2 separate regions of the Homo sapiens genome follow, and region 2 is linked to region 1. The links are chromatin loops, found by intact Hi-C in ENCODE. Cell type or tissue: A673. All regions are shown on one strand. Links, peaks and the distances in the headings refer to the core of each region. The heading gives the core; the rest is flanking DNA. Region 1 overlaps LINC02405 (long intergenic non-protein coding RNA 2405). Region 2 overlaps LOC124903050 (a long non-coding RNA gene).

Region 1 (15,228 bases), core at 7,404-9,903:
GCATTTATCATCCAAATATAAGGAAAGCCTGCATCCTCAAGAGTAATAGTCAATTGTCACTGAGATTTGTGGAGCATGGATTTGCTATTTCTTTCCTATTAAAATTAAGCTGCTCCTGACAAGAAAGAGGCCCAGGAAGTGGGGAATTGTAACATGAGCATCTGAGAGTGAGATCTTGCCACACAAGCAGGTGTGGGCTGCTGCTTACTTCTTCAGCTCCAAATCTGGGATCAATGAAGCAACAATAAAACCCAGGAGACTGAAAACCATGTTGTTTCTTGGGTCCTGTGGTTCTTGGCCAGTCTACCTTCTCTCCACTTTTCACAGCCTTCTCATGTTGTTTATTTTTTTGTTGTTTAATAGATATGTCTAGGATTTTTAGTTGTACTTGTAGAGAAGAATAAAGTAAGTCCGTCCCACCTTTCCAAAAGTGGAAGCTCAGTGTTATTTATTAATTAATTTATTTATATCTATAATTGTATTTAAACCATCTCCAGCATAAGTTTGCCCAGAGAGCAAGTATAGGTAGAGAGAGAAGAGGCTAGTAAACCGAACCACGGAGCAACTTCCTTGTTTAGAACAGGTACCATTGGCTGGGCACAGTGGCTCACGCTTATAATCCCAGCACTTTGGGAGACTTGAGACAGGAGGATTGCTTAAGCTCAGGAGTTCCAGACCAGCCTGAGCAAAAGAGTGAGACCCTGTCTCTACTAAAAATATAAAAATTAGCTTGGCATGGTGGCATGCACCTGTGGTCCCAGCTACTCAGGAGGCTGAGGTGGAAGGATTGCTGAGCTGGGGAGGCTGCACTGAGCCATGATCATGCCACTGCACTCCAGGCTGGGTGACAGAGTCAGACCCTGTCTCAAAAAAAAAAAAAAAAAAAAAAAGTACCACTGTTACATGGTAACAATTTCTCTTTGAGGGGTATCAAAAGTGCTGGGCATCATCAGAAGCAAGATTTGTTGTTAACTGGTTGAGGGGGATTCTCCGTCTTTCTCCACTGAATAATCTCACCACGAGAAACTTAGTGCTTCTCTTTCTTGTTTTTTGGGGCAGTGTATCTGGCTGTAGTAGGAGTGCGGGGTTTCCCTAATGCTTCATCTTGTATAACCGAACAACATTACCAAGACAGTATTTTTTATGCAGCAATCACAAGGAATTTCCCAATAAAGCTTGCAGTAAATGACAGAGGAACTCTGCTCTACGATGACTCCAGAAGGAGGCTGCTTGTGGGTCAAGAACCCAGCTGCCCCCGTCTCTACTAAAAATACAAAAAATTAGCCGGGCGCGGTGGCGGGTGCCTGTAGTCCCAGCTACTCGGGAGGCTGAGGCAGGAGAATGGCGTGAACCCGGGAAGCAGAGCTTGCAGTGAGCCGAGATTGCGCCACTGCAGTCCGCAGTCCGGCCTGGGCGACAGAGCGAGACTCCGTCTCAAAAAAAAAAAAAAAAAAAAAAAAAAAAAAAAAGAACCCAGCTGCACTTTGAGCTGCAATCATTCCTTCCTTCCTTTATTCCAAAGACTAGCCAATGGCTGAGCTCCCAACAACCTGCACCACGGAGATCAGGATCTCGGAAGGGCAGGGAAGTGTGGGTGCAGCCATGAGTGAGTTGGGGTAGTACCAGGAGAAGAGGCCTTCAGGTTCAGGGCGATCATTACATTCTGTAAGATCTGTGCTGTCAGGGAGAGCAGGCTCCAGCTACTCCACCTTTTTCATTTTAGTGATACAGAAACTGAGTCCCTGAGATGAACAATGAATTAATCAAGGTAATGGAGTTTATTTTCAAAGAATTCAGAATGATTTTCAAAAACAATTCAGATCATGTTGCTCCTCTCCTCAAAGTCTTCCAATTGCTTCTTAACTCCGCCAGAAAAACATCCAAACACCCACAAGGCCCAACGTGAGCTGCACCTTCCTATCCTGCCTCCCTCCATCCACTTTCTCTGGCACTCTCTTCATGCCAGCCATGAGCCTGTGTGCTCTGAGTGTAGCCAAGCTTGGCTGTGCTGCATGGTCCATGCACTTGCTTCTGCCTTTCGCTGGAAGGGAGGATTTGACCAGATTTTCTTGCAATCGTCTTTTGTGTCAATTAGAAGTCAATTTAATCATCACTTTTTATGAAATGCCTTCTGTGAACCCTGAGTAAAACGAATAGCTTCATGACATTTTTATCTTCTTATCATGTTTTTCTTTTTCCTTTTTATTTTGTGTTTTTGTTTTGCTTTGCTTTGTGCTTTGGTTACGGATTTTTGCTTTTGTTTTTTCTTCTGCAGCTGGAATGGAAGCTTTTAAGAGTGGAACTGATGTCTATTAATTGCTGTTATTGGCATATATTGGCCAAATATGTGCACCATAAATATAGGTTGAATAAATATCATGAAGACATCAAAAGCTGAGGACCAATATTGTCCCACCCCCAGTTACTGGGTGAGAGTGGGAGAGCTAAAAGACCACAAATTTGGTGCAGTGTATACTGCTCGGGCGATGGGTGCACCAAAATCTCACAAAATACCACTAAGGAACTTACTCATGCCACCAAACACCATTTGTTTGCCAATAACCTATGAAAATAAAAAAAAAATTAAAAAGGTTAAATAAAAAAAATTCACAGTACAGACTTTGCAGGAAGACAGGCATGAATTGGAATCCCAGTGATACTCTAAGCAACTGTGAACTTGTTCCTATTTTTCTTTTCTTTTTAAAAAACAATTTGAAACATATGAAAAGTTATAATAGTGAAAAATACCCATGAGTAATTTTCACCCAGATTACTTAAATGTTAACAGTTGACACCATTTGCCTTATCATTTTTTCTCTTTCTAATTTAGATACTCTCTGTATGTATTGTTTTTCCCTCTGAGTCATTTGAGAGTAAATTGCAGAAATTATGCTTCATTACCCCTAAATATCTCAATGTCTATTTTTATTTAAGAAGGAAATACACTTTCTTATATAGCCACACTATAACCATCAAAATAAGAAATTAACATTGATACAATACTTCTGTCTAATCAACAGACTCCGTTACAACTTTACCTCCAGTGCCTCCAGTGTGTTTTATAGCCAACACCAACAATTAAGCAAAATAAACAAGTCTCTCTTCCTTCTTTCTTTTCTTTTATTTTCGTTAAGCACAGGATTTTTTTTATTCAACCTTTTTAAATCTTTTTATTTTCATAGGTTATTGGAGAACAAGTGGTGTTTGGTTACATGAGTAAGTTCTTTAGTGGTGATTTGTGAGATTTTGGTGCACCCATCACCCGAGCAGTATACACTGCACCAAATTTGTGGTCTTTTATCTCTCACCCCCTTCCCACCCTTTCTCCCTGAGTTCGCAAAGTCCACTGTGTCATTCTTATGCCTTTGCATTCTCATAGCTTAGCTCCCACCATACGATGATTGGTTTTCCATTCCTGAGTTACTTCACTTAGAATGATAGCCTCCAATCCCATCCAGGTTGCTGAAAATGCCATTAATTCTTTCCTTTTTATGGCTGAGTAGTATTCCATTGTGTATATATATGTGTGTATATATATATGTGTGTGTGTGTGTGTGTGTGTGTGTGTGTGTGTATATATATATATATATATATAAAACAGTTTCTTTACTCATTGATTGATGGGCATTTGGGTTGGTTCCACATTTTTGCAATTGTGAATTGTACTGCTATAAACATGCTCCTTTCTTTTCTGGTCCAGGATCATGGAAGTCAAGATCATGCATCACCTTTTGTCATCACGTCCCTTTAGTTTTCGTAAATAAGGAACTTCAGTCCTTTCTGTATTTCATGACCTTGATACTTTAAAGAACAGAGGGCAAGTACTTTGCAGAATATCTCTCCATTCGGATATTTCTGATGTCTTCTTATAATTAGATTTAGTTCTCCCATTACTGTCAGAAATGGAAAATAGGGTTGTATTCTTCTCAAAGTAGTATATAGCACGAGAAGTCGTGACAGCTCATTCCATCACAGCAACGATAACTTTTATCAGCTCTCCCATTACAGGAGTTGCTCATTTTTATCCTCTGCATAGAATTGTTGTCTGCCAAGTTTCTCCATTGAGAGGATAACTAAGGAAATATTTTGTACTCATTAATGAATTGGTAATTAAGAAGTATCCTATAGGAAGATAATTTTAAATTACGTGAATATCCCATTTCTCATCAAACATTCACCTGTTAATTTTAACATGCATTGATGATTCTAGTCTTCATCAATTATTACTTTGTTAGCCAAACAGTTATTTTCCCAATTCCATCCATAATCTTTGTACACTTACCTGTTAGCATTCCACTATTAAAAAGTTTTATTTTCTCCCTATTTATTTATTAATTCCTTATTTATAGCAGAATTCCTAGTTATTCAAAAAGTTATATACCATTACTGGTTGGGTGCATTGGCTCATGCCTGTAATACCAGCACTTTGGGAGGCCATGGCAGGCAGATCACCTGAGGTCTGGAATTCGAGATGAGCCTGGCCGACATGGTGAAACCCCATCTCTACTAAAAATACCAAAATTAGCCAAGCATGCTGGTGTGCACTTGTAGTCCCAGCTACTTGGGAGGCTGAGGCAGGAGAATTGCTTGAACCTGGGAGGCAGAGGTTGCAGTGTGTGGAGATGGTGCCACTGCACTCCAGCCTGGGTGACAGAGTAACACCCTGCCACACACAAAAAAAACTTAAAAGTTATATACTATTACTGTCATTATTAATTTTGGTGTTCAAAGTGCCCCTGGCCAACAGACCCCATCAACTTCATCCCTATGTTCTTATTATGTTTTCAGCACTTCCTGACTTTCTGGCACAATAAGATGGCTCAGGTTCATGTTCTACAATGATTATCCCATCCTGGGAATCAATCGTCTCTTTTAGAAGCCTTTCATTTGAAAGAGGTCCTTATGTAGAAACCATCAACTGGGCGCTAGGTATTTTCACTGCTATTGGAATGTCAGTGTTTCTAGGTCCTGCCAGTAAACAAGAAATATACATAACTGTGTGTGTATATCTACACACACAAACATACACACATGCCTGTTTACATAGATTTATATCTATATTAAAAAGTATGTGTATGTGTTCATACTGACATCTCCCATTCCAGTGCAACAACCCAAAGTTTATTATAGTTTTCTTCCCTTCCATGTTTATATCTCTCTGTTATTCAGAGACCTGGCTTTCATTTTTTTCCAATGTATTTACTTATTTGCCTAATCCTGCTGTGTATCAGCCTCAATAATGACCAACAGAAATATCAGGTCCTAATTCTGGGAATCTGCATATTATTCAATTTACAATATTACTCATTTTACCTTACATAGAAAATGGTCTTTGCAGATGTCACTAAGTTAAGGATCTTGACAGGGTGAGGCAACCCTGGATTATCTGGGTGGGCCTTGTATGAAATCGTAGTGTCCTTCAGTGTGAACTTAGAAGACAGACGAGAGAGAGATTTGACATAGACAGAGGAGAGGGCGACCACAGAGGCACAGCGTAGAGCCAGGCAGCTGCAAATCAAGACATGCCAGCAGCCAACGGAAGCTGGAAGAGGCGAGAATCAAACTCCCCCCTAGAGCCTCTGGAGAGAACACAGCCCTGGCAGCATGTGATTCTGGCCTCTCCAGAACTGAGATAATACATTCCTTTTTGTTTTAAGCCACCAAGGTTGTGGTTATTTGTTACACCAGCCACAAGAAACTAATAAACCCAATATGTAATCAATTCACCAAATGTGCAAGCTATCTCCTTGGCCCCAAACTGGTAAAAAAAAAAAAAAAAAAAAAAAACAAAAGACCCAGCGAAGCCAGCCAAGTTCTGCTCAGCTCAGCTCAGCTCAGCCCCACTTCTTTTGGTGGTATAACAACTCCCCTTCTTCTTCCCTTATTTTTCCCTCACCACTAACCATAAGCAACAACCAATATTCTTCCAGGCAGGGTACAGAACGACTGACCCTCACCATGTTCTTATCATCTCTATTTTACAGATGAGATATGGAGGCTCAAACAATTTCAGTAACTTACTAATGGTCACAGTGCCAGGAAATGAGAGAGATGAGAGTCAATCCAGTTCTGTCTTAATTCCAAGTCCAAACAGTAATCCAACAGGTCTACTGCCTTTAGGTAGACTTAGTCCTTTGAGAATTTGTTTTCTTTAGCATTCAAATACTAAGTGGGAATAATGATACCTCATAAGGGTCTGGAAATGATTCAATGAGATGATACTTAAAATGCATAGTACATTGCCTGGCATTTAATGAACCCTCACAACTTGGAGTAGATGGTTCCCGTCCAGACACTGGTAGAGCTTTCAGGAGACAGAGAGAATGAATATGTAACCACCTGGTAAATGGCTGGAAGCCTCATTCTCTTGTTTTTGCATCCTCCCATCCTGATTGAATCAGAGGGGCAAGGAGGAGGAACGGAACATGTTTGCTACTTAGCCTGCTCTCTGAGCCATAAAATTCCTCAAATATCAGACCCCAGACCTTTTCCCCAGTAACGAGGTGATAAATGCACAGAGAGACACTGATGGAACAGAGAAGAGAAAATGTTCCCCAGGACACTTTACATCTGAAAGTGTTCCACGTGCACCACTGTGGAATAAGATCTTACAAATCCTGTCAAACTTCTGTGTCAAGCTTAACTGAATTGTTTTTATTTTGTGGGGAGAGGGAGATTGGGAGAATTACTAAAATTAATTGTTTTTACAATGTAAAAAGAGGGTTATTTGCAAACTATGCATCTGACAATGAACTAACATCCAGAATCTACAAGGAACTTGATCAAATCAGCAAGAAAGAAAAATCCCATTAAAAACTGGACAAATGGCGTGAATAGACATTTCTCAAAATAAGGTATACAAATGGCCAAAAGATATGAAAAAAAATGCTCCACATCACGAATCATCAGGAAAATGCAAATTAAAATCACAGTGAGATATCACCTTACCCCAGCCAGAATGGCCATGATTAAAAAGTCAAATAACAATAGATGTTGGCACAAATGTGGTTAAAAGGAAATGCTTGTACACTGCTGGTGGGAATGTAAATTAGTACAACCTGTATGAAAAACAGTTTATGAAGACTTATCAGAAAACTAAAAGTAGATCACCCATTTGATCCAGCAATTCCACTACCAGGTATCTACCCAAAGGAAAATAAGTCATTGTATAAAAAAGACACCTGCATGTGTGTTTGTATCAGCACAATTCACAATTTCAAAGATATGGAATCAAATAAGTGTCCAACTGATAACTAAATAAAATAAATGTGGCATATATATGCCATGGGATACTACTCAGCCATAAAAAAGAACAAAATAATGTACTTTGCAGCAACTTGGATGGATGGAGCTGGAGGCAATTATTCTAAGTGAAGTAACTCAGGAATGGAAAACCAAATACCACATGTTCTCGCCCATAAGTGGAGCTAAGCAATGGGTAAGCTAAGGGATATAGAGTGGGATAATGAACATTAGAGACTCTGAAGGAGGAAGGGCGGGAGGCAAATGAGGAATTAAAAAGGACCTATGGGGTAAAATGTACATCATTCTGCTAACTAACAGGCATACTAAAATGCTGTAAGAAGAGCAGTTGGGGGCAGGGTCAGCTACACTGAGAAGCTTCCTGGGGCAGCTTTTCCCCAGCAAATGAAAATGTGTCTGTAATCCAGAGACTGTTTTTCCCTCTGGGGTGACCTCTCTATCATGAAAATCTGCCACCATCATCACCCATAAACCTGGTGACATTATTCCATTGTTGCATTCAACACAATCTGTTCAACCAATGCTCACTGGATGGGTGGTTGGACGGGTGGACATGTCTCTATCACATCACTGGGCTGTGATCTCCATGACGCCAGAAACTGCTGTCTTCACTGGGGTCGCTTCCATAATGAAAATCTGCTGCCATTATCACCCCTGAATCCTAGAGTACATTTCCACTGGCCCATTGCATACAGTCAGTACTCAATCAGTGCTTTCTTAATTGGTCAGTAAAAAGCGGAATCAACAGAAAGGGAAATGAGCTCTGGTTTTAGGAATGGCAAGAGGAACAGAGATAGGAAAACACACACAGCTCAGCTCAAACCTTCACCACAGGTCCACGTGTTCATCCTTGTGTATTAGCATCAACACAGTGACAGGAAGCCAGGGCTCTGCAGGGTGCAGAATTCCATTCCTAATCTGTAAAGACTGTAACTGAAACTTAGATGAGTAAAGGGACATTATCTAAGGTAAGTGGTGAGTTAGTCACACACCTGGGTTTAGAACCTGTGGCTCCAAGCCTCATCCACCTCAATGCTTTCTCACATGGGCCACATTCATTTAGCCAACAACACTATGAAGCCTGTGTGTTCTGTGCTACGAAAACTCAGATAAATAAGACACAGTTTTAAGTCTTGTCTTCAAGTCTCTAGGTTGTATTTGAGAATTGCATCAGGAATTTATATATTTGGAATTCATCATTTTCAAATATAATGCATATCAAACTGAGCCACCAGATATGAAAACAAAGTTGACTCCAACTCAATCTGAAGCTAATCCAGATTTCTAGTTGTCTGGCTGCTTTCACTTTTAGTTGAATGACTGACGATTACTTTAAAACTCATTTCACCTAAAACAAATGCTTGATTTCTAGCACTTAGGGAAAAATGTTCATTTGTGCCTTTCACTTGATTTTTTTATTAATTACAGAAGAAAGAATTATTTTAAAAGAATAGTTTTATGAAAAGAGTAATTCAGTCATATCCTAGAATTGTACCAATGAGTAATCATTGAAAAATATTCCCAGGCATGGCTCTTCTGCATTGCCTGGTGAAGTATTTTTGGTAAAACCTGACATTTTGATCAACTGAATTATAGATTTTGAAATTGGAGTATATATAATACTATCTATGGCCACAAGGGGATACAATGGCTCTATTACTAGAGGAGGGAAAATAGAGCTGTCTTTTAAGGCAAGACATGAAGGCACGAGTAGCCTTCAAGACCAATGGCATAATAACCACCTACCATCATGCCCACACTTCTATCAATAAGAGCTTGGGAATTCATTTCAGTTTTACCTTCCTGTTTTGCTTACTTTTTTAACTGTGCATCTATCTGTGCCCACGTACATTAGAAGTCCATTAAAACAGAACAAACCAAAACAACAGCAACAACAAATAAACAAACCAAAAAAACCTCCATCTGATTCTAATTAGAATTTCCCATAAAACTTTACACACTGTTCTCTCCAGTTTCCATTTTGGTCCATGACAGCTCTATCATTCACAAAACCACTATAGTGGCCAATGCAGCTTTTGGCTCTGACCTATGGAATGAATGAGGGTGGAGTTTGTTTTACCCACTATGGCACTTCAGCAAGATGGCAGAGCAGACACCCATTTCTCCCTTCATGCCGAATTGATAGTAGTAAGAAGATACCAATTTTCTTAACAGGAGAGAAATCTCCATTTTCATCCTTGATCCCTGTCACCCTTTCCCATTTCTCTATCTATTGAATGTTTTCATGCAAAGCTCTGCATCTGGCTAGATCGGTTTAGAGAAGAGCTTTCCTAAGAAACAAGGGCACAAAATGCCCACATCACTGAGAGATATACCCAGAGCTGTGTTACAAAAGTCACTTGTCTTGCTTTGAATCTACTAAAATTTACTTTAAACTGACAGGTGATTTAGCGGGTGTGGGGAAGGGAGAATGAGCAAGCAGTGACCTCTACTGCATTTCAGCCAATAATTAAAGCATAAAAACTTTCGTCAGTGTTTACCAAAATAATTCTTTGTGTCTGCCATTTTTGACCCTATAAGCCAAACAGTGCATATGTTGTTATTCTCTTATGTGTGATAATTATTCATTTACAGAGTGGATGACTGTGGGAAAATAGAAAGAAATGAATGGATGGAATTGAAATGAAGTGATCTTCTCATTATGATTCAAAAAGGAGTTGACATACGATATGGGCATTTGTACATTTCAGGGAAAAATTAAAAGGAGTTGAACTTCACCATGAATTACAGATTACCTCTAAGTCTGTTGTATGTTTTTAGGCACCAACTTGTCTTCTGGCAACACAACACTTATCAGAATAAGTTAGGCATGTGCACGTGGGTATTTCATAGTGACTTCCACCTAGGCCGTCTGATACTAAGACGTGAGTGGCTCTTTAGTGAAAGTAGAGGTAGACCACTGACAATCAGGGACCTCCTCAGCATCACCTTTTCACCCTCTGCCTTGGAAGACTGATGCCTTTAGAGACCTGTGTACTCACAGGACATAAACATGGTGGGTTGGCGTCATAACAGAAGAGAGTTTGCTGAGTCCAGGATTCTCTGTGCAATGTAAAGACACACAGGGCATGCTAACATTTATTGTAAGGGAGGGTGACAATTCCCCTATATGCCTAAATACAAAATAAAACTTTCCCTCACATTAACGCTGAGAAAAATAGTGCGTGTTATGTGCTGACCTCCCAATCACATTATTGTTTAACACAAAGTACATCTGGGGGAGACCAATCAACCAGAAACAACCTCTATTGGTGCTAATGTTAGATTCTAAAGGAAGTCTACTCATGCAACTAGCGAGAAAAGGGATGAAGGCACATAGTAACGATTTTGTCATTATTCTTACAGGCTGGTAGACCTTGAAGTTTAGTTTCCTACCTGCAGTTTAAGATCCTATGAAAACACAATGTGGTAAGTAGCTGCCAATATAACATTACACAACAACAACCAAAAAGACCTTAATGCAATGCAAATGGATACAAGTAGTTTAGTTTATTTTCAAAACAAGCACTATATATATATATATACACACACACACACACAGACATACATATATACATATGTGTATATGCATGTAATTTCAATACATACATATATGTATACACATGTATATTTCTACATTATGTATGCATATATGTATATATGTATGCATACATAAATATACACACACATATACATATGTATATATGTATATATGTATACGTGTGTGTATATGTATATATGTATATGTATGCGTATATGTGTGTGTGTATATATATACACACTGTGCTTGTATTGAAAATAATATATATGTATTTTTCTCTTAAAACACATAGACAGAAGTGAATATGATGAATTCTGAGCACCCAGTCAGATAACTCCATGAGTGATGAAGAAAGCACTGAAGTCTAATACGTGAGCCAAAACAATATGAATAAAATTGTTTCTTTAATTAAGTGGAAAATTATATCTACGTTCCTGTGTTATTTTGTATAATATGTGTCTTAAAACTATATAGAGCTAAAACTATAAAATCAATATTTTATTTTTGTACCTAGATCTCTAAGATCTAAATATTTACATTAGCAATTGCATTGATCTTTTCACTGGAAATAGGGGGCTGCTTGCCTGATATTTTTGAGTGCTTCAAGATGGGGATTATCTTAAAATCTGTGTTCACCAATTGGAATGTGCCAAGCACTTGTGTGTCTGCTTTGATTTAGAGATGGGGGAGCTGGGTAAATATGTACCTAGATCAGAGTTGAGAACAAACCCTGGGCCTTGGAAGCTGCATTTAGCTCACAGGTTTCCTTTGATGTGCTCATTGTTCTTTGGAGTTTGAATGAGTTGCCCTCTCTGGACAATCCTGTGCTCTCTTTGTCAACACATTCCCTGTCACTCCCTGTACGTCTCAGTCACCTTCACTCTGATATACTGCCTGCTGTATAATAGGACATCATCAACATTCACCCATTCAAGGCCTCCCTTTTTATTTAATTTCATTGTTTCTGTTTATGTTCTAGTTAAGAATTGCCGTATAACAAATGACTCCAATACTTAGCAACTTAACACAACTATGAATTTTTTTTTTTTTTTTTTGAAATGGAGTCTCACTCTGTCGCCCAGGCTGGAGTGCAATAGTACAATCTCAGCTCACCACAACCTCCACCTCCAGTGTTCAAGCAATTTCTTCCTGAGTAGCTGGGATTACAGGCACCCACCACCATGCCTGACTAATTTTTCTATTTTTAGTAGAGACAGGATTTCACCATGTTGGTCAGGCTGGTCTTGAACATCTGACCTCGTGATCTGCCCACCTCGGCCTCGCAAAGTGTTGGGATTACAGGCGTGAGCCACCGTGCCTGGCCTATAACTATGATTTTACTCTTAATTTTGTAGAGCAAGGGATCAGCTCAGTAGTCTTGTGTGGGATCTCCTGCAATTAAAATAAGCTATCAGCTGGGGCTGCCATCATCTGAAGGCTCAACTGAGCTGCAAGTCTAAGATGGTGCACTCACATGGCTGCAGCTGATGCCACCTGTCAACTTGTAGCTCAGCTGGGGCTGTTGACTCTGTATTTGCACATGGCTTCTTCCCATGTGTCAGCTGGCTTCCTCCAGAGTAAGTGTCCCAAGAGAACCAAATATGCTGAAGGCATCACTTCTGCAATACTTTAATGGTTGAAACTGTCAAAAACCCACTCAAACTCAAGGGGAAAAAACATAGAACCTACATCTTAATGGGACAAATTTAAAGTAATCTAGGGCCATTGTTTTAAACCACTCATCTCATCCCTATCCCCACCCATCATTCTTTTTTCCCCATAGGTACTACTCTAATATATTTGATATTTGTGCTTAAAAATATTTATTCCTGAAAGATATATAGTAATTAGCTGGTGACACAGTTTCCATATAAATAAATAGTATTGTGCTCTTATTCCTGGTCTTTTTTGTTTTAACATTTTCTCCTTAGCACTGTATTTTGGAAATCCACTCATGTTTATATGGTTGTCTATGGAACTCTTCAGGCTACTTATATATACTTGAGCCCACGTAAAATATTTATTGTAAGTACCATTTTGTGCACTGAAATGTGTCTCCCTAAGAGATATGTTGAAGTCCTAAATCTTGATACATGTGAAGTGCAACCTTATTTGGAAATAGGGTCTCCGCAGATGTAATTGGGTTGAGATGGAGTCATACGGGAGGAGGATGGGCCCCTTGTCCAATATGACTGGTGTTTGTATAATGAGAGAAAACAGATAAACTCGCAGGGATACCATCGTGTGAAGACTGAAGCAGTGACTAGAGTGATATGTCCACGAGCCAAGGGTCACCCAAGCGTGTGGGAAACTATCAGAATCTCAGAGAGACGCATGGAATAGACTTTCCCTCAGAGCCTCCAGTAGAGAGCAACCCTGTGGCACCTTGATTCTAGATTTCCAGGCTCCAGAACTGTGAGACAAGAATTTCTTTTGTGTTAAGCCAAGTAGTTGATGGTAATGGTACTTTATTATGTAGCCCCTAGGAATCTAATACAGCTATCATCACAGAATATTTCCTGAACCTTGCATAAATGAGATACAGAGGTAAAACCAAAATTAATAACCTTACTCCAAAGGAAGGACTGCATGTTCACTTTCCACCCATTCAATTGTCCCTTTGCCATAATTACAGAGGTAAAATCAGCCAAGATCTCTCTTCTTCCCATTTGTAAAGGTTGTCCTTACATTGAACATATGTTTCCTTTCTTCCTAGTTAAAAATGCACCATCTCTCTAAGGAGGTGCCTGTTCATTGGGTGTTCTTCCCCAGGAATGACGTTTCCTGTTTTATGATGGGAAAACAAGACGTTCACACTCCTGAGATTCTGGGCATCAGGTCTACATCTCTGTCATCATCCTGGCCAGCGTCTACCTTGCGAAATGATCAAAATGATGACCTCCACAGGCGCCGTGTCCTCCCTTGGAGGTTATAAAAATAACAGGACAAAGGCTGCGTCTTGGTCAAATTTGGAGTTCACTGCCTAACATAGGATTGACACAAAATGTTTAGGGAATATTTTGTTGTGTTATATATATTTTATATCTATATATATATAGATATAGATATGATACATATATAAGATATATATATCTTAGATATGTATTATATGTGTATAGATATATGTATCATATATATATACACACACATATATATATCTACACACACATATATATATCTACACACACATATATATATCTACACACACACATATATATATACACACACACATATATATATATCTACACACACACACACATATATATATATATATATCTACACACACACACAGACACAAACACAGTTTCATTAGAAAAGAATTGGAGGGCAATTTTCACATTCTCCCTTACCAAAGTTAACCTTATCTTCTTCTCAGCTATGAATTGTTTCAAGTAATATAATTAAATACTCACACACCAGGATGCACATCGAAAGCATGCTTACAGAATATGTGTTGTGTGATCATTAAAGTAATCAAAGCTTATGGCTCAGAAGTAGCCTATAAACATTTTTTGTAATGAAATTACAAAGAAAAAACACCATAACACCAGAAGTAAATCCTGAGAATAGCAACAGGATTGAACCCTGAGTTCTTAAAGCGGTTTTGCCTTACAATGGAGAACAACTATTTCATCTGTGAAAAAGAATGCAAAAGTGGGACAAGCTATTGAAGATCAATGTTAATTCTACAGGAAAGATGTTTTTCTGAGGCCTCTTTTTAAACGCATGTGTGCCTGTTTCTGTGATCGCTTTTTAACAAAGAGAGGCAGAGAGCCACGTGGGGCTTATTACCCTTTCTCTGAAGTAACTCATGATGCAAGTGTTAACATTTAACACAATTATGAGCAATGTAAGCTACTTCTTTTAAGAAGATAGATTTAAGTTACGACTCTTTAATGGATATAATGCTTTTATTAATTAGAAACAGCTTTAAAATGTGTCTTATTTATTAGCTTGCACTATTGGAGGAAAATAATCTTCTCTTGGTCTCATTTTGGATAAACACACTAGTTACAAGCATGAATTTTTATGCACAAAATGGAATTCTTTCTTAGGGAAAGTTGGAGGTTAGGATCGCCACTCCAGGTGATCATTTCAGTCCTCATACCACAATTGTGAGTTTGTGAGATACTCCCCATTTTACAGATGAAATAAGCAATTTGTATTTTATTTAAAAAAGAAAAGCACACACAAAAAAGGCATCTTTGGCATTCATTCTAACCTTGAGGTCGTTGTCAGGATCCTGCGTTCCAGAATCCCTCCTATGTGAAGCCAAGCTCAGGTGCAGCCCAGGCCACTGCCTTCTTTTTGTTCTGAGCCCTGGAATGAAGGCTATGTATGGGCTTCTGTCCCATCCTGGCCAGTTGTTGACGATTAACCATGGAAAGCAGTTTCCCCCGTCTGGGTCTCAGGTTTTCTAATCT
Region 2 (15,228 bases), core at 7,762-10,261, 260 kb after region 1:
ACACACACACACACACACACACACACATCACATGACTCAAGCATGGATAGCAGGAAGGGTTTCCAAGACAGATGGATTTGTCTAAGAGGAGACATGATTAATGAAAAGGCCTTAGGAGTGGGGGTGTGGGGAGCATGCCTTCTTGTTAAAGGGACGTCTGTGAGAAGACCCAGAAGAAATAGGAAAAAGTCACTTGTGGGAGGGACTGAGAAAACTTCAGTCTGGCTGGAAAGAAAAGTCAGGGAGCAAGAAGGAGATAATAGAGACAGATCATGAAAATATTTTACCTTAAACTCTTGGAGATGGGTGAGGTGGCTGCAGGGAGGATGCGGGGAGATACATGACTAGATTGAGCTCTAAGTTGCCCTGCATGGCTCCTGGTGGAGAGTGGGGCGGTGGTGGTGGGCCAGAACTCAGCAGCCCAGCTCCAACACCAGTGCCCTTGATGACGTGGCAGGAGGAGGGTTTGTGAGCAGAAGGGAGACCTGGGGAAGCCCCAGGGAACCCAGTGATCTGTGTCCTGTGGGGAGGATGAGAGTTGAGACCACAGATACGTGACCTGGACCTCAAAAGGAAACCAGGGCAGTAGGGTCCCAAAGCCACAGGAAGTCAGGCTTCCAGGGGAGGAGCGGTGGCCGGCAGGGATGCTGCTGAGGAACCAGGTGAGATGCATATTGGACTTGGGGACCCGGTAGTCCTTGGCTGCCTGTTAACACCAGCTGGCCTTAGAGACTGATGGGGCCAGAGAATGTGGTAGAGGAGGAATGAGAGGGGTGAGGATGTGAAGGGGCAAGTACAGAGGTTCTTTTTTGAGCCTGGGATATTAGTGGGGAGGTAGGGCACTGGCTTCAGGGGGAAAGTCCTAAATTGGGGCTGGATCTCCTGCAGGCAGGACCCAGAGAGGTTGGCGCCGTCCATGCGGGGAGCCCCATCCTTGGTCCTTGGCCCTGACTGCTGAGATGGAAATCTATGTGACTGATTCCACAGGTCTGACTGCTCCCACCCAGCAGGGTCATGCCAGTAGACTGAGGTTCCTCTGTGATGCTTGCCTCCCAGAGCTCAGAGTGGAGTATGGCTTAGGTCTCAGGACCAGCAGCACCCTCAGCACTGGGCTAAGGACACACTGTTTAGACAGATCTGGACAGATCACAGTGAACATTAAGGAACTATTTTCCTGGCATCTGGTCTTCCCTGGATTCTTAGTGGCTCGTTTGTTCTCTGTGATTTTTATCAGTCAGAGAAGTAAGAGGAAAACATAAACGAAAGGAAAAAGGAATCAGCCCATAAGGGAATGGGCTAGGTTTCAGCAACTCACTTGGGAGATGGCTGGCTCACCATTCCCCAACTCCCACCTCATTCTCTCTGCTCCTGCATCCACTTTAATGCATAATTTATGGATGCGATTAACAGAAACCAATCAAGCAAGGTATGCATTCAGTGCTGTGTTTAACAACAGATGTTTCCAGAGGTGATTATGTTAGAACAATAATACACACACACGCGCGCGCGCGCACACACACACACACACACACAGTGCCTGATCATCAGTACTGTGTTATGAGTGGTAACAAGACTGATGGCTTCACCAATAAAACTTCCAGAGCAGGAGACTTGGAGAAATGAGCTTAGTGGCTACTGTTGGTGCCAATTATCTTCTTACTGTAGAATAAGTCTTTCTCATGCTTTGTGCCTCAGTTTTTGTTTTTTACTCCCAAGAAGCTGACATCTTAGGAAATTGTTCTGGGAGAAGAGAGGCATTTTTCAGGCCATTGTAAGAGGCTTCAGGTTCCACTCGGCTCTAGGACGGGGATTCACCCCCCCTGGCTGAATTCCAGCTGCTCAGACATTACAGTGCAGCTCAGTGAGCTGCTGTGTTCTTCCAATCCTCCTACAGAGTCGCAGGGTTATTCCCGGGTAAGAAAGGTGGGTCCGAGTCCTCCCACACCACAGCATCTGCAATAGGATTCTGTGCATATGTCTACGTCACCCAGCCCTTTGGCTTCCTCATCAATAAGAGCAACTCTTGCTAGAGACCGTTGTGAAAGGTACAGGGATTCACGCAGATGAGGCATTAGGCAGAGCACCCAGCCTGAAGCAAAGTCAGCTGTGTCACTGTCATCATTTTTGGGAAGCTTCTTATAACCACTCCCTGAGTTCCCACTAGCAAGGGGAGGCAAGACCCCAACATTTTCATCCGTGATTAAACTGGCTGGAGACAGCAAGTAGAGTTCCAGCTCAGACCTCAAATTCACAAAAGACCCCAGAAGGGGGTGCTTCTGGTCCTGCACCACATTTACACTTTTGATGTTGTCTCCGAGGGAGCCTACAAGTCCACTAACAGTCATGCAGGGGCCCGGCATGGTGGCTCACATCTGTAATCCCAGCACTTTGGGAGGCTGAGGCAGGCAGTGGATGACCTAAGCCCAAGAGTTCGAGACCAGCCTGGGCAACATAGCGAGATCCCATCTCTACAAAAAAAAAAAAAAATTACAAAAACTAGCCGGGTGTGATGGTTCAGGCCTGTGGTCCCAGCTACTTGGGAGGGTGAGGTGGGAGGATCTCTTGAGCCCGGGAGGTTGAGGCTACACTGGGCAGATATCCCATCACTGCACCCCAGCCTGGGTGACAAACTGAGACCCTGTTTCAAAACAAAACAAGGGTCATGCAGAAAAGGCTGCTCAAAAACACCTTCCCGGCCACTCTACATGTGACCATCACAGGATCGAATCTCCCGTTGAAATTAGTATTCTCAACTCATCTCAACATCGGAACGTTTGCAGTTTAAAAGCATTCATTTGTTCATTGTGAGCAGCTAATACATACCACATATTTTGACATCTGATTTTGGCAATTCTTTACTTATTTGAAGGGGACCCTGAATAGAAATACAGAACAATAACCTAACGAAAACACTATTTCTGATGGCTGGTCCTCTCGTTACCACCAGGAAGCTCTGCCAGGACACTCCACTGCCGGGAGGGGTGCCTAGGAACGAAGAGCAGAGGGGCCAGTGAGGTCCTGCCACGCCCTGCTGAGTTCTACGTGCTTGCGCGCTTCTTCCTCGGGAGAGCTTCCACTGATTTAATTGGATATGGGGATGGAGAGAGGAAACAGAAACAGGGAAAGAAGTGAAAAAGGGAAGGACGGGGCGCGCGCGGCAGGGGGGCAGGCGGCCTGGTGCAGGTGCATCCCCAGGTGCGCGCCACGCCCCTGCGGGACCCGGCGGCACCGCGGTGCGTTCCCAGCCGCCGGCGCTAGAGGGCGTGTCTGCGGAAAGACTCGCTGCGCTGGCCCAGGCTCCACGAGGGGCCGACAGGGGGCGCTCTGCACAGGGACCGGAGGGAGCGGGAGCCGAACTTGCGTGAGAGGCGCGGGGCCACCCGTGCAGGTGTAGGTGGAGCCACTCTGCCAACCCCTGGGCACTGGGCAGGGCTGGAGGGAGGATTGCCCTGTGCACAGGTGGAAGACATTTCACCTCTTACAAATCCTGAGGGCGCTTTTGCTTGTTTAAGGGAGTTTGGGAGACAGTGTTGCAAAGGGTCCAGTAATAGTTGCAGAATCATTTCTCAGGATGTCTTAGAGTCAGGAATCCCTGAATTTGAATCTCAGCTCTGCCCTTCACTGTGCAATTGTGGACAAGGGAATTCACGGTCTGAACCTCAGTTCCCTCCACCCCTAAAATGGGGATAATGAGCGCGCCTAAGTCACAGGGTTGGAGTGAGGATTAAATGAGATTCTGCACCTGCAGGTAGCACACAGAGCAAGGTATCTGCTACATGATAAATCCTCAACTTTTAGCTGCCTACTCATTATTATTAATATTACTATATTTTTATGACTATGACTATATGATTACTATTACTACTTTTACTATATTATTGTGTTGATACATCAGGCTGTTTGGCCATTCTAGATGCTTAGCTGAAAAGAAAAGCTTTTTCTACTTAGAAGAGCAGTTCCCAAACTTTTTGGTCTCACAGCCCCTTTACATTCTTGAAAGTTATTCAATAATCCAAAGTGCTTTTATTTATGTGGAATTTACACCCCGTGCCACTGAATTTAAGCCCATTCAAGTCCATGTGGTTAAAATGTTTTTTTGTGAACAGAATATTTAGATAAACATTCAAGATTCCTGGCTGTTTTTCTGTTTCCTACATGAAAGAAAAAGAAAAGCCAACTTTCTCATAGGATATTCTCAGAAGGCTGTGGGGCCCCAAGAGCCCTGGGCTGGAAGGCAGGAGGCCTAGGCTCAGATTCTGACTCTGTCCTTGTCTCACTGTGTGGCCTTAAGCAAGGTGCTTGCCTCTCTGAGTCTTGGGTGTGCCATGTTCTGAGGCACATCCAGCTGTGAAAAGGCAGGTGTCTGGTTCTTTGTCATCTATTAGAAGAGTGTCATTCACACTGATGCATGGATCTGAAGGAAGGAGACCCCCACACACACATGACTTGCCAACCCAAAATCACCCCCAAAGGAGGATATGAATTCACGAAGTCCAGGTTTGACTCTAGGCTCAGCCATTACCACATGCATGACCTTGGGAAAGTCAGTCCTCATTCCTGCCCCAGGGTTCAGCTTAACTTGACAGGTAGTGGGGCGATATGATGACCTTCAAACTTGTACCTTCAGCTGGAATTTCAGACTGAACACTGTGGGGTTAGAGGTGACCAGAGGCATCTGTCAGCTGGACCTTGAGTCGAGGCCTTTTCTGGTCACCAGGGGTTGTGCTCTGACACTTAAGTTTTGTGGGGGAGACTGCACCGTATTGTTTGTTTCCAGGCTATAGTTAGCAGGAATATGCCTCCTTCCTTCCCTGGGACCCCTTCTAGGCTGAGCAAGGCCACAGTACCTCCTGGAAGGGCACTTGGTAACCTGTGACTTAGTCCACATCCTAACTCGACCACTCTTGAGCTGTGTGATGTTGATCTAACAGCCAAACCTCTCAGCCTGTCTTTCCTCAACTGCGAAATGAGGATGTTAAGTCTTCAAATTAAAGTGAGGAACATCATTCATGAAACGTCCACCACACTCCCTTGCTGTGCCAGTGCTTGAGGGGAAATATCTCACTGAGGCTTCTCAATAGTATTTATGAGTGAGGTGCTTTGATTTGTTCTATTTTACAGATGCAGAAACTGGGGCGCCGAGAGGTTAAATCACTCATCTGGAGACACACAGCCAGGGAGGATAGTAAGCAGCCAGGATCCAAGCCCACATCCATAGGACCTGAGGCTACAGTGTACCATCCCTCACCTGCTCCCCACTGTGCTTCATAACACCAGGTGCAGAGGACAGTGGGGCCAGAGGCGGTGGTGGATAAGAAGTGACTAGGATGAGGATGTGAAAAGGGCAAATATTCACTTGCCTCTCTTGTGACATATTCACATACCATAGAAAGCTATTTCTCCATCTCTAGCTCCTCAGAGAACTTTCTGTGGAATTGTAATGCATGTCCTTGAAAAAGTGCAGGCAGCTGAAATGCATGACAGTTGAAGCACTTGGATCTCATTGTCAGACTGCGCATTTTCTAACCGTGAAGGGCTTTCTCGGTTTAGAGACTATTAGTTCAAACTCTAAGTAGTCCATTTATTTTGCTCAGAAAACTGTAATGCATTTCCTAAATTTCCTCTTCTGAGGTTTAAAAATAACCTACCTTAGCAGCAGACATCAATTCCTTTAAATCAGTTCCTGCTTGATCATCCAGGTTGTCTCTTTTCCGGATTCACTTTACGTATCCTAGTCCAAGTCACCCCTCTCTGCCCCCCACAGTGTTACTATCAAGAAGGGGGCCAGGCGAGGGTGTCAGACTTCCCTGGCTGTAGACAGGGATCAGATCTGTCATTCTCTGTCATGTGTGACTTGGCCTATGCTTGTGGATGTGGCTTTACTAGGTTCATTGAGATTGTTTATTTCTTCTTTTAATTTTTGAGCTTATTATGAATGGTTTTAGACTTTCCTGAATATCTACATTTTTATCCAGTCTGTTAACATTTTCTGATATTCTTCACTCTTTTGAGATAATTTTAAGGAATTTTTGTCTTTGTCCTGATGAACCTGTAGGATAGAACTTTTGCTATTTTCTAGTGACTATGTTGCTTTTTGAATATCAGCCTTAAACACACATTGACCCATAAACACACCTTGAATCCAATCAGTGGGTTTCTCTCTTTCTAGTTATTTTTTGAGTAGCTCTATCTTTAGGAAGAAAATAAAAGAAAAGAAAAAGCAAGGAGGGAAGAAACGAAGGAAGAAAGGAAGAAAAGAAGGAAGGAAGGAAGGAAAGAAGGAAGGAAGGAAGGAAAGAAGGAAGGAAGGAAGGAAAGAGAAAGAGAAAGAAAAGAAATAAGCCAACAAATTCTTATAGTTTGCTGCCAAATTCAGTGTTTCTAAGGTTTTGAAGACCTGGGGTGACTTCAGGTTTTTTTAGACTTTTTAAATCAATTCGTAATTTTCACGGATTTTGTTATTCTTCAATTTGGGAAGAACAAAAACCTTTTGATGACTTCATTTCCCCTCTTCACATCCTGCTTGCTTATTATGAAAACAAACAACGCAATACCATCATCTCCCCATGAAACCCAGCATGACCTGGGCCTTGCTTAAATCTTCAGGCACCACCACAGACTTGGTCATCTCCAGAAGGAGCTGAAGTGAAGAAGCCGGCAGCCAGCAGTCCCTCCATGGGGCCAAAGGCTCTTGCAGCTCCACCCCGGTTGCCAGTGCCCTGCTCAGGCAGAACACTTGGTGTGGAATCCTGTGTGTTTTTCTATTTCAAACACAAACAGGTGCCTGGCAACCGTCAGGGAGACTGGGAGAGGAGAGACCTATCCCTTCCATGGCCAAGGCACATGCAGAAATGAAAATATTTTAATGGCACTCAGGAAAATGGATGAGACTCTGAAGCTGGAAGCAACCACGCTTTAGGATTTAGCCACCCAAGGCTCAAGTGGCCTAACAAGAAAACGGCACCCAAAGTTAAGCCATGGCTGCTGCCTACCCTGTGTATGTGTTATCGGCCAAAGGGGATCACTGCCCAGTGCACTAGAGGCCAATACCAAGACACTGTTTTTTTTGAGAAAATATAAAAGCTTTTTATTGTACATCAACCAACAAGGAGACAGAAGTACAGCTCAAATCTGTCTTCCTGTGCTGGCTTTAAGGCAGTAATTTTATTAGAAAAGGTTTAGGGGTGGATTCTGGGGTTAGTAGGTAATTGGTAGAAGGAAAAGGGAGGTCTGGAAAGTCCTCAGCCTCACACAGTTATCTCTTCATACCTCCTCATGGGTCTCATGTGCAAATTTGGGGGTAGTTAGTATGAAACTTGTGTTGAAATTCAGGCTGTGACATCAGCAAGCTTGTTCTGTGCAGACTTTATTTGGCCACATTGGTTCCAACCAATTTCAGCCAGTTCTTTTTATCTCATAAGCAGAGGGAGTTTCAACATCTCCACACGTTGTTTCTTTTTTGTCTGTCATCTTATAAACTCAAGAATTGCAGTGAGTTACTAGTTTCTTTAACTCTGGGGCATGACATCACGTGGACTGTGCCAAGGCTTCTTGGGCAGGATGCTCTGTAGCTGAGATCACCCATGGCCACATCCTGGTCTCATTCTTCTTTCTCTCTTCAATTAAAATTGTTTTCCTGTAGCCCCAAGAGCCTACAAAGTTCACAGGAATCTTATGAGAACATGCCCCATTGTCTCATAGGACCAAGCCTTTGTCTGAGTAATGTACATGCTTGTTTGTGTATCTTTTGCCTCGTATTACAAAGTTTGTTCTTGAATTGCATGTGAGCCCCATGTAACCCTGTGAAACAGGAAGTGTTGGCCTCATTGGATCCAATTTTCAGAGGAGGCCCAAAGAATTTAACTGACTTACCAGAGGGCATCTAGCATGTCACCAAAGGAGCAAAGGTAGAAGGTGGCTCCTGAGCCCTCAGATTCAATGCTCACTTATTTCAATGCCTCATGTCACTCTGAAGCCATGAGGTAAACTGAGAAAGTGCAGCCTCTGGGCTCCCTGCATGGGCAGCACTAGTCTATGAGCATTCTGTAGCACAGGTGCAGCCATGACGAAGACGAATAGGGCAGGCGTGTGCTGCCCACAACACGGAGGAACAGAAGCCCTGCACTTCTTCAAAGAATCCTCATTTACTCACAGTCATTCAGCAAAGCAGCTCTCTTTGCTCCTCATAGGCAAAAATGTTTCTCCATTACAGTTTTATGGTTCATACATGGAAAGTATAAACCACAAAGAGGAAGGATAAATCAGGGCTGAGGGAGACAGAGATTCCAATTACCATTATTGATTTTTCACTGTATAGAAATATGGAGGGATTTAGTGTCCATATCTTCAGTTACTATGTCTCAAACCACTGCATCTGAAAAAAAAAAACACCAAAATGTGACATTCTGAATATTATCGCCATCCCAGAGATGAAACTTAGATCCCGTAACAGTTTGGTATAAAACACAAGCAGAATGCTATAGCCACAGCTCACCTCCTCATAACATATGTTACTCTTTGGAGAAAAACACTTGAATTAAGAAAGATTTTTCAGGATGAATTTTTTTAAAACCTGAGAAACTGAACAATTAGATTCAAATACGTGCAGTAAAGTTTTGGATCCAAACTTTGCTCCAAAGACAAGACTGTATGCTTACCATTTTCAAAAGAACGAGTAAAAAAATTTTAGAAAGTAATGGCTTAAGATGAGGTTATTTGTGGATGAATAATAATTCTGGAGCACTTGAGGCAGCTTCATTTGCATCTTGTCAGAAAATGTTCCCATCACGGCAGACAGAAACTCCTGGAGCTGCATTACCCATGCATCTGCCCATTCATAAAAGTGGGTTTCTATTCTCCAGGGGCCCTGTGTCATAGAAGGCGGGGAACAGACCCCTGGTGGAATGGGTGATGGTCATCTTTGGGACAGGAGATGATTTAGATACTTAGACAGTCACAGAATTATTTTAATCACAGAATAATTTCACATTAATTATCTTTGAGTCATTCTCATGGAAGTGTACCTTTTACCTTTAACCCTTGCCGATCTTCTCTCTCTTTCTTTCTCTTTCTTTCTGTCTTTCTCTCCCCTCCCTCCCTCCCTCCCTCCCTCCCTCCCTCCCTCCCTCCCTCCCTCCCTTCCTTCCTTCCTTCCTTCCTTCCTTCCTTCCTTCCTTCTTTCCTTCCTTTTCTTTCTTTCTTTTGAAACAGAGTCTTGCTCTATCACCCAGGCTGGAGTGCAGTGGCATGATCTCGGCTCACTGCAACCTCCGCCTCCCGGGCTCAAGTAACACTCCTGCCTCAGCCTCCCTAGTAGCTGAGATTACAGATGCCCTCCACCAGGCCCGGCTAATTTTTGTATTTTTCATAGAGGTGGGGTTTTGCCATCTTGACCAGGCTGGTGTCAAATTCCTGACCTCGGGTGATCCATAGGCCTCAGCCTCCCAAAGTGCTGCGGTTACAGGAGTGAGCCACTGCTCCTGGTCCCAGTCTTCTTCCATAGCAAAAGGACACAGGCCTCTGGCAGAGAGCTTTGACAAGAAACTAAATCTGGCTGGAATTCTTAAACATTTTGTTTTAATATGGTTTTGCATGTCTTCTGTTTGTGGCAAGTGATGGTGACCTTCTATTTAAAATAATAAAAAATGTGTCTTTTGAAATTATTTCAAGAAAACCTATGTCACTTTAAAGATGTGTTTGTGTGTGTTTGTGTTTTTGTGCATGCATGGGTACACAGATTAACAGCATGCGCTGTCAGACATGGCCAAACCTACGCAAGGGAGTGCTGGGTACTCAGAGTGATCTTGTGTTACGGGTACACAGGGGCTGGAGTGTGGGAAGTGCAGGCTGGCGAGGTGGGCATGAAGCGAAATGTACATGAGCTGCTGAGCTCACGTCACACAGGTGACAGCCTTGTGTCCACCATGTCCTCACTGGCCAGCTTGGCTAGCAGTAGCGGCCAGTCCACGTTTAGCGTCCCCCATTCCTCTTGGTTCTGAGGAGCTCCTAATTTTGTTAAATCAAATAATGTTTTCGTTGTTTCTGTACAGTTTGAACACGGCAGGTCAGTGCATTGGATTCAGGCCTCAGGCCTCCAGGCTGCAGCTCTGAGTATCCTTGTCCTTTTGACAGACAGCCGAATTACCTCTCTGGGGACCTTCCCCACACAGCCTCATTGCTCCACTGGCCGCAAACCTCTTCCCCAGCCTCATCAGACTTGATGATCCCGCCAGAAGGAAAGAGGGATGGGAATTCATTCACACAGAAAATGATGACTGATGAAGCTTAATCAGTGACCTCTCACTGGGGAAACCTGGATTAAAAGGATTTTCCTGGGCAACAATGCTCTGGAGTGCCTGCTCATAGCTCTCTTTCTCCTTCCTTCTGGTTGATGCAGCCAGCATCCTGTAATAATCGATGCTGGACACACAGCCACTTTCCCAGGCTCTTCATAGATGACATGGGACCCAATATGGGTCAATGGGACCTGCAAAGATATCAATGAGACCTTCTGTACAGCTTTTCCTGCTTACAAAAAGGGGCGTGAGAGAGGATGAAGACAAAAAACTTGCCATCTTATTGCCTTCGGATGTGAATGGGTGAGGATGTGATACTTGGAGTTCTGGCTGCCATATTGTGGCCATGAGAAGATAAGGTTAAGCCAGACGACATGCCGGAGGGTGCAGAGAAGAAAGAAAGAGCCTGGAGTCCTAGAAACATAGGAGAACTCCTGAGCCAACCCTAAGACCCCGGCTTTCAGCTTCTTGATATATGAGATATCTCCTCTTGTTTACAGTCTCCTAGTTGAATATTTTGTTACTTGATACTAATACAAAGTAGCACCGAGGAGCCCAAAGAAACAGGGATTCTGTGAAATTCTAATATCTGTGAAAGTCAGAGAAGAAGATACACCCAGAGGATCTCAGGTTGCATACTGCCTGTCCAGAGACCCCAAAATTTCAAAATGGGGAATACTGCCTATGTTGAGTAAGCCTGTAATGGTGGCTTTAGCATCACTGTTTTTTCTTTTTTCTTTTTTTTTTTTGGGACAGAGTCTCAATCTGTCACCCAGGCTGGAGTGCAATGGCGCGATCTCAGCTCACTGCAACCTCTGCCTCCTGGGTTCAAGCGATTCTCATGCCTCAGCCTTCCAAGTAGCTGGGATTACAGATGTGCGCCACCATGCCTGGCTACTTTTTGTATTTTTAGTAAAGACGGGGTTTCACCATATTGGCCAGGCTGGTCTTGAACTTCTGGCCTCAAGTGATCCCCCTGCCTCAGCCTCCCAAAGTGCTGGGATTACAGGCATGAGCCGCCGCACCGGGCCTCAACATCACTGTCTTATAATAACTTTACTCAATGTGATTCTTTTGAGTGCTGGTGTGTGTTCTTTTGAACCAAATTAAGATAATTGGACGAACACCTCTTATGCTTTTATTCAGGTAAGAACTGCTATGGAGTGAACAAATTCAATGAAACCACATTGCCAGATGGAGCAAAACCCATGGTGATGTGGGAATGAAGGGGTGTGGAAATCTGTCTGACTTCTTCACATCCTTTGCGAGAGGTGCAACCACCATCTGCCATGAGTTTATAAGGAAAATATGCAAGTGAAGCTTCGTTTTGTCAACCTGTAAATGGCCTGTAAAAGTTTCAAGCCCCTGTAGCCAACTGTGAGTACAAATAATCATTTTCCAGGTCAGAAACATCCACCCTTTCTCAGAACCCAGGCTGACAGCAAGCAAGTGAATGTAAACATTTTGTGAGAATGCCCTTCCCTCAGCAGAGGCTCCTACTGCACCTGCCATAGGCTAATGCGCCTGACAGAATGCTATCCCTCTTGGTTTCACTGCCTGGTAAAAGTAGAGATTGCAATAAACCATTGCTCCATGACAAACTAAGATATAATGGATGGAGATTAAATCACCAGATTTTAGGTGCCTGTAGTGCTTACAGCAGTGAGCACCCTCAAAATATGCAGATGGATGGCCAAAATGATGCACAGCCGACCCCAAGCCATGTGTCAGGAGAAGAGCTGATAGTCACCCTACAATGTGCCAGATGTGTGTGTTTGCTCCAATAGGGAGTTAAAAAGAACTCTCTCACTTCTTCCAAGCTGAGAACGGCAGGCCCCCAGCCACCAGGCATTCCACAGGAGGGAGCCTCCTTGCTTATCTTGGAGCAGCTCAGCAATAAAATAGCATGCGTTCATTATTCAAGTGAAAGTTTAATTAATTCAGAACTTGTTCCCACACCTTCCTAGACAGCTCCTGATAATGAGCTCTCTGGGCTTTTCTTCCTCCATCTTGTGATGTCACGCTAAATGGACTGCATCTAACAGCATCGATGGGATGAAAATGCATGAGTGCAGGGCAGTGGTTGACTCTGTGGATTCAGGACCTGCTGAAATATCACAACTCTCTCTCCCAATCCCAGGGCCTCTTCTCTCTCCTTGTTGGGGTGAAATTGGTGGTTTTTCACAAGAGTTTTGGAGGTGCGTGGGAAGACTCTCAACTCTAGGGAGTTTGAGGGTTTTAAAAAAAATTTGCATACTTACTCCAGCTAAAGCATTTCATGAATGGCATAGCCAGTGATGCTGAACTATCTATCGTCCTCAACCATACAGCATCACAGGGTCACTCTCCTCCACCAAGGGCAGCCAGGAACCATCCCCTTTTGAGTACTGAAGTGAGCAACAGTGCCCCTGTGGCCAGAGGGGTCCAGATCTTCCTCCAGCTCACAGTGCTGTTGCATGACCCTACCTGCTTTATTTCTCCACGTGTAAAATAATAAAGTTGAGGGCACCTGTCCTACCTGCTCCAAAGCGCACCTGAAGTGAGGTGGGTGAAGAAGCACCTGGCTCAGTGAGTCCCCATCTCTGACCCTCACCAGGTCCTCTTCGTGGTCACGAGCCTGGGACTGTGAATCCACAGAGAAGACAGAGCTCAGCTCAGCATGGCCGCAGCCCCACTGGGAGGGGACTCTGGTAGCAGGTGGGACAGAAGAGGAAACAGTGATCATAGTTTTGCAATTGTAACTTTGTTCATGATGCAGTGTCTTCTAGCTCCTCCCAAATCCAAGCACATCTGGTACACTGACTATCAAATTATATCAAACTGTAGCATGGGATCAAAACATAATGTTACTTCGTCTCTCCCTGCCTCTTTCAAATTTATGAATTGAGCATTTTCTCACTGTTTCTGTATAAAAACCCCAGAAGATTTGATGACCTTTTCCAAACTATTAGATAGTGGACACTCTCCTGGTCAATTGAGGTCATGAAAACAATCTCGGTTTTATAATCAAAATATTCTAAGATGGAGATCAAGACCCTGCTTTTTATCTAACTGCCATCCTTCTGCTTCTTCAACTTGGATCTGCAGCAGGCTCCCCTTCGTCCCTCAAACACACCAAGCTTGTTACTTCCTCAAAGCCTTTAGAGGATGTTAAGAAACAAACCTATTATTCCAGAAGCTAGTAGTAAGGTGTAAAAAACACGTGTTTGGCTGGGCACGGTGGCTCATGCCTGTAATCCCAGCACTTTGGGAGTCTGAGGCAGATGGATCACCTGAGGTCAGGAGTTTGAGACCAGCTTGACAAACACGGTGAAACCCCGTCTCTAATAAAAATACAAAAATTAGCCTGGCATGGTGGCGCACACCTGTAATCCCAGCTACTCAGGAGGCTGAGGCAGGAGAATTGCTTGAACCGAGGAGGTGGAGGTTGCAGTGAGCTGAGAATGCACCACTGCACTTCAGCCTGGGCAACAGAGCAAGACTCTGTCTCAAAAAAAAAATGTGCTTATCTCATATTTTCTGCATGAGCTATACTTCAGCATAGCCAAAGAGTTGGCCAGGCATTTTTTTAAAGACAAATTCTGCCTAAAATTATGAAGGAATTTTAGAAAACCATTACTTTTAAATCTCTGGCAAATATATATATGTATATTTATATATTTAATATATATAATATTATTATTATATATAATATATATAATAATATATTATATATATTATATATTATTATTAATATATATTTATTATTTAATAAATATATAAAATATAAAGATATATAGATATATAAAAAGATATATAAAGATATATATAAAGATATATATAATAATATATATAAATATATATAAAGATATATATATATAAAGATATATATATATAAAGATATATATATAAAGATATATATATATATATATATATATATATATATATATATCCATAGGTCATTAGGGTTTGTTAAACCATTAATAGCAGATGATGACTTTTCAATCACTGGATCAATTTGGCTATTACTGAACCCCCCTGACCAATCAGTATCAGTAAACAGGAGACAGCTTGAGTGTCACACTGTACTGCAATGGAAAGTAAATGCCAGCACCCAACGTGCTCTCACCATGCTAGCTGCTTCCATGTGTCAACTTGACTGGGCTAAGGAATGCCCAGATAGCCAGTAAAATACTATTCCTGCATATGTCTGTGAGTGTGTTTCTAGAAGAAAATATTATTTGAATCAGTGGGTTGCATAAAGATGACCCTCATCAATGTGTGCAGGCATCCTCCAATTCACTAAGGGTCCAAATAGAACAAAAGGGTGGAGGAAGGGCAGGCTTGTTCTTTCTGTTTGAGTTGGGACATCCACCTTCTACTCTGAGATGTTGGTACTCCACATGCCCAGGCCTCAGACTCAGACCAGAACTTATGCTATATCTGTATACAGATATAGATAGATATGTATGTGTGTACACACACACACATATATATACACACACATACACACAACCCATTAATGACAGTATGTGTGTGTGTGTATATATATACTCTCTTCCCATGTGCACACACACACACACACGTTATACACACACATGTTATTAATGAGTTGTCCAGTGTGGCTGCTCTGATGTGTATGGGGCTGCTCCAATGTGGCTGCTCATTAATGGGTTGTCCAGTGTGGCTGATCTGGTGTGTATGTGGCTGCCGCAATGAGGCAGCTCATTAATGGGTTGTCCAGTGTAGCTGCTCTGGTTCTCACATGCCTTACCCTCTCTAAGCTGAGGTTTCTGTACGCAGAATGTTCTGAGTTGGGTCTGGAGATCCTGCAAACAGGACACTAGGAAAGCTGAAGAAGGCCCAGGCTATCTGAAGCTGTCACCTCCCACCAAACCTCCCTCATCCAACCATGTCTTCTGGGGAAAACCTCAGACTCCCAGAGGCTAGACAA

What was found. Hi-C counts contacts between places; a loop is a spot of excess contacts. Peaks named below come from ENCODE experiments on the same cell type or tissue, not always from the same donor. Only the 100,000 strongest peaks of a DNase experiment are listed, where the experiment ranks them.
Region 2: a loop joins it to region 1, with 3 times the contacts of the local background. A loop is called at or near these places in 5 of 110 quality-filtered maps.

Annotation. Positions count from the first base shown.
Region 1 is chr12:127,016,841-127,032,068 of GRCh38, forward strand. It overlaps LINC02405 (long intergenic non-protein coding RNA 2405), which reads right to left. Exons shown (of 7, transcript NR_104646.1): 2 at 15,027-15,226. LOC105370063 (a long non-coding RNA gene) reads left to right here. Exons shown (of 6, transcript XR_007063518.1): 5 at 10,630-10,692; 6 at 11,097-11,197. Among named protein-coding and RNA genes, the nearest start is that of LINC02405, 36 kb to the right of the region's middle. In A673, for the core only: a CTCF peak has its summit at 8,891 (motif pointing right); no DNase peak of the experiment used is centred there.
Region 2 is chr12:127,277,588-127,292,815 of GRCh38, forward strand. LOC124903050 (a long non-coding RNA gene) reads right to left here. Exons shown (of 3, transcript XR_007063523.1): 2 at 12,830-12,982; 3 at 7,061-8,374. LINC02376 (long intergenic non-protein coding RNA 2376) reads right to left here and starts at 6,696. Exons shown (of 4, transcript NR_146537.1): 1 at 6,555-6,696; 2 at 5,649-6,049. RefSeq lists a silencer at 3,288-3,347. In A673, for the core only: no CTCF peak of the experiment used is centred there; DNase peaks (open chromatin) are centred at 8,894 and 9,284; H3K27ac peaks cover 2,346 bases.